2 separate regions of the Homo sapiens genome follow, and region 1 is linked to region 2. Evidence: read pairs that join two places in POLR2A ChIA-PET (ENCODE). Cell type or tissue: endothelial cell of umbilical vein. All regions are shown on one strand. Region 1 overlaps BCR (BCR activator of RhoGEF and GTPase). Region 2 overlaps BCR (BCR activator of RhoGEF and GTPase).

Region 1 (2,500 bases), 110 kb after region 2:
CGCACACGCCTCGGTGTGAAGCGCAGATTCACCAACAGCACCGTCAGGGTGATGGAGGAGAGAGTTAACACCACGCACCCACGGCAGACAACTGGAGAGCTCGGGGAGCAGTTTTTCCTCCAAGTCCCTCTCCCTCCTGTATCAACCCCAAGGATCACTCTTTTGTTTCCTTTTAGATATAATTCATTTTTTAAAGAGCGGTTTTAGGTTTGCAGCAAAATGGAGCAGAAAGAACAGAGTTCCCATGTACCTCCTGCCCCCCATCTCAATTATGGACATCCCACTCCAGGGTGGGACATGAGTTACAGTTGATGAGCCTGCATTAACCCATCATTACCACCCAGAGTTCATAGTTGATGTTAGGTAGGGTTCATTCTTGGTGTTACACATGTTATGTGTTCTGACAAACGTGGAATGACGTGTATCCACCATAATAATATCTTACAGAATAGTCTCACCGCCATAAAAGTGAACCTGCATCGACAGATCATTATCTTTCAGAGTCCATAGAAATATCTTTTTTTGAGGGAGAGTCTCACACTGTTGGCCAGCCTGGAATGCAGTGGCATGATCTTGGCTTACTGCAGCCTCCGCCTCCCGGATTCAAGCAATTCTCGTGCCTCAGCCTTACAAGTAGCTGGGATCACAGGCATGCACCACCACGCCATACTATTTTTCGTATTTTTAGTAGGATGGGGTTTCGCCATGTTGGCTAGTTAGTCTCGTACTCCTGGTCTCAAGTGATCTGCCCACCTTGGCCTCCCAAAGTACTGGGATTACAGGTGTGAGCCACCGTGCCCAGCCCATAGAAATATCTTAACAAGTACCCTGGCGATTGTGAGGCAGGTGGTGTGGGGATCACCCTTTGAGATGCTGGTGTAAGGAGTTTGGATTAAGTTTGAAAGGCAGTCGGAGCTTCTGGAAGCATCCGGGCTGGGCCACGGTCTCATGCCAGGGGTGCTTACAAGGAATACTTCCATGTGTCCCAGGACTAAGGGAGGAGGGTCTCAGGCATTGGTCCCTCTGGGCCAGCAAGGGCAGCAGGGAGAGCCCCGGTTCAGAGGACCCTTCAGCCATAACATTGACCCGTTTGTTCACACTGGACTTCCCTTCTCCCTTGGGGCTGCAGGAATTTGAGATAGAGCTGGAGGGCTCCCAGACCCTGAGGATACTGTGCTATGAAAAGTGTTACAACAAGACGAAGATCCCCAAGGAGGACGGCGAGAGCACGGACAGACTCATGGGGAAGGGCCAGGTCCAGGTGAGGCAGCCATCCCTACCCTCCCCTGCCCGATGCATGGCGTCCTTTTTCATGCAGCCCCTGGGGACACTGAGATGGTCATGGCCTTGCACCCAGGGTGGGGTGGGGTGGGCAGCTGTGGCTCTGAAACATCCATCGTGGGAGACCTGAGCCGGTGCCTGCATGTATCTTGATGGGTCTTGACGTACCACCCTCTGTCTGCGTGTCTGTTGCGTCGGCTCATTCCCAAAGGAATTTCCATTCAACTTGGTTTTGCAGCTGGGGCCTCAGTTCCTGCCCGGCCTTAGGAGAACCCAAGGTGGAACAGTTAGATGGTGTCCTAGGCTGAAATTGGCCCATCCTGTGCCAGTCTTCTTAGAAAAGCACAGGGGTCCCAGAGGCTGCCTGCAAGCACAGGGGTCCCAGAGGCTGCCTGCTTGGCATCCCCTATCTGTGGTCTAGACCCAATTTCTAGGGTATAGAGCTGTATCTCTGAACAGGGTGCACACAGACAGGTCTCCTCCCAGGCTAATCTGGAAGCCCCCAGGTGAGACCGAGAATGTGTCCATACAGGACCAGCAAGGGGGCCCTGGTTCTTAAGGAGACTGCCTGGGCCCTCTGTCCTTCAGAAGCTTGTCTAGCCCCTGGGAGCACGCCACCAGGGTTTCCTGGAGGATCATAGCTGGCGCCCCAGGCCCTGTTTATCCTGTTCCCACCCTCACAATTGCGCGGGGGTAGCTGAGAGGAAGCCCTGATCGTGCTTTCCTTATAGTGCATTATATCAGTGGGTTGTGGGTACAGCTCTCTCTTCCCAGGACCTTCCATCTTCACAAGAGGCCTCTAGAGGGAGTGGGTTTGGCTTTCCACATGCCCCTAGAAGCACAGGGCTCCTCAGGAAGCCCAGTCTCCCTCCCTAAGCAGGAAGTAAAAATCCTCTTGTGGTTAAATACCAAGTGCCAGGCTGGGCGTGGTGCTCACGCCTGTAATCCCAGCACTTTGGGAGGCCGAGGTGGGCGGATCACGAGGTCAGGAGATCGAGACCATCCTGGCTAACACCGTGAAACCCCGTCTCTACTAAAAATACAAAAAATTAGCCAGGCGTGGTGGCGGGTGCCTGTAGTCCCAGCTACTCGGGAGGCCGAGGCAGGAGAATGGCATGAACCTGGGAGGCGGAGCTTGCAATGAGTCAAGATCACACCGCTGATCTCTAGCCTGGGTGACAGAGCGAGAGTCCGTCTCAAAAAAAAAAAAAAAAAAAAA
Region 2 (2,500 bases):
CCTCTGCCTCCCCAGTTCAAGCTTCAAGAGTCTCCTGCTTCAGGAGTTCAGGATTCTCCTGCTTCAGCCTCCCGAGTAGCTGGGATTACAGGTGTGCACCACCACACCCAGCTAATTTTTGTATTTTCAGTAGAGACGGGGTTTCGCCATGTTGGCCAGGCTGGTCTGGAACTCCTGACCTCAAGTGATCCACCCGTCTTGGCCTCCCAGAGTGCTGGGATTATAGGCATGAGCCACTGCTCTGGGCCAACTGTGCTTTTTGAAGGCAGGAATAACTGGTTCATTTCTGGGTGTCCCAGGGAGCCTGGTTCTGAGCTTTACACATAGCACATACTGGAAGAGCCCTTCCTCCTTTTCATAGCCCATGGGGTCAGGACTGGGGACTTTTACTGATCATTGGAAAGTGACTTATCAATTACTCGGTCTTTTTCTCATTTCATCCCTGTAGTTTACTTTCTGAGGATCTTTTTTTTTTAAGTGGCTTAAAATACTTTTTTTTTTTTTTTTTTTCACAGTTCTCTGGTTGGCTAGGCAGTTTTCCTGTTGTGGGCCCACTGGGCTGAAATAGGACGGTCTAGTTAGCCTCACCCACACATTCTGTGATTGCAGGCTGATTGACATTGGGGAGGAGGGGCTGTCTTATTTGTGTTGCAGCTGGCTCGATATCAGTTGGGACAGCAGACGTTTCTCCTTCTCTTTCTCTCTCTCTCTCTTTTTTTTTTTTTTAATAGAGATTGGATCTCCCTATGTTGCCCAGGCTGGCCTCGAACTCCTGGGCTTAAGCAATCTACCCACCTCAGCCTCCCAAAGTGCTGGAATTACAGGCGTGAGCCACCACACCCAGCCTCCTCCTTTTTCTTTTTTTCCCCCATTGAGACATAATAATTGTACCTATTTAGAGGGTGTGATATTTTGATACATATCTGCAATGCATAATGATCAGATTGAAGTGATTAGCATATTCATCACCTCAAACACATTTATTATTTGTTTATGCTGGGAGGTCTGAGGAATTCTTGATTCAAACACCCAGCCCAATGTGCCTGTCAACTTTCTTCCAGGTGTCAGTTGTGAGACGGGACAGATCTTGTGTTTCTTCATGGACTTCATGTGAGTGGCTGCCCTGTGTTTTCACATTTTTATTAAGCAGCTTAATTTGCCCTTTGAATTCCGGTGATGAGTTGGCGCCAGAGTGACCACTGCATTGTTTTTCCCTTGGGTGATGGGCTGGACTGGCAACCAGTTTGAGTGAGTAACTGTGGGGCAGAGAAAGGTCACCTGGGCCTGGAGTTGGCTCCATCGTCATCTCTTAAGGCCAGAGCCTCGTGGCCACCTCTCAGTTGAGTACAGGCTCCTTTCCATGGATGGAGACAGAGTGGGCAGATCTGGGTGGAGTCTGAGGCCGCTAAAGGCATCAGCAGCACAGAAGCAGAGTCTAGATCAAATTTTACAAGCGTTCTCTGGTTCAGGAAGGCTGACTTGTTTTGGGAACAGAATGGAGCATTCTGAAACATTTCACTGAAGAAGGAGCTGGGAGTGCTGTTGATTTGACTGGGTTCAGGGGAGCATGCCTTATCCATGACTCCCTTTTGCTTAGTTTGTTGCTTCTAGCTTTATAGCCTCCTTCCTTCCTTGGTTGGAAGTCCTGTGGCTGGGAGGGCTTGTGTTTGTGACTGCTAACCTCACCAGGACAAAGAGCCCAGGTGAGCTATGTGCTTGAGCACACTTGGGAGAGGACACAGCAGTGCATGAGGCCCAGGCTGCAGCTCACCCCTGTGGTTTGAGAGGGTCCCCTGTTTAGAGTGAATGAATGGGCATCTTGGAAGCTTTCTCAGGTTACCAAAGAGTAGGTCTGAGTTTTGGCTGAGGCTGCTGCTTTTTGGGTCAAGACTCGGGGTGGTGGTGGATTAAATTAACTATGAACCCCAGGGAATATCTTGACCCTGACTGGAATACAACTGTTGTGGCTCAAGTAGGTTTTTTTTTTCCCCTTTTGAAAAGTGTAGTTATTTTAATTAAAATACAATATCCATGTAACATGTTAGAAGTTTGTTATTTTTATTATTGTAAAATTCATGTTATATTTTTTATTTTTTCAAGACGGGGTCTCACTCTGTCACCTAGGCTGGAGTGCAGTGGCACGATCTAGGCTCACTACAACCCCCGCCACCCAGGTTCAAGCGATTCTTCTGCCACAGCCTCCCGAGTAGCTGGGATTACAGCTAATTAGCCTAGCTAATTTTTGTATTTTTAGTAGAGACAGGGTTTCACCATGTTGGCCAGGCTGGTCTTGAACTCCTGACCTCAGGTGATCTGCCCCCCTCAGCCTCCCAAAATGTTGGGATTACAGGCCTGAGCCACTGCGCCCGGCTAAAATTTATATTATAAGATGCACCATTTTCTCCATTTTTAAGTGTACAGTTCAGTGGCATTAAGTACATCACCTTGTTTTGCAACCATCACCACTTGTCAATTTCTAGAACTTTTTCATCTTCCCAAA

Evidence for each region. ChIA-PET counts read pairs that join two places held together with the same protein. Peaks named below come from ENCODE experiments on the same cell type or tissue, not always from the same donor. Only the 100,000 strongest peaks of a DNase experiment are listed, where the experiment ranks them.
Region 1: POLR2A ChIA-PET joins it to region 2 with 11 read pairs; 22 of 35 experiments call an interaction of 5 or more read pairs at or near these places.

What each region holds. Positions count from the first base shown.
Region 1 is chr22:23,293,895-23,296,394 of GRCh38, forward strand. BCR (BCR activator of RhoGEF and GTPase) reads left to right here. Exons shown (of 23, transcript NM_004327.4): 16 at 1,130-1,261. Among named protein-coding and RNA genes, the nearest start is that of LINC02556, 31 kb to the right of the region's middle. In endothelial cell of umbilical vein, no CTCF peak of the experiment used is centred here; no DNase peak of the experiment used is centred here.
Region 2 is chr22:23,186,788-23,189,287 of GRCh38, forward strand. The region is part of intron 1 of BCR (BCR activator of RhoGEF and GTPase); the gene reads left to right. Among named protein-coding and RNA genes, the nearest start is that of BCR, 7.5 kb to the left of the region's middle. In endothelial cell of umbilical vein, no CTCF peak of the experiment used is centred here; DNase peaks (open chromatin) are centred at 584 and 1,234; H3K27ac peaks cover 1,745 bases.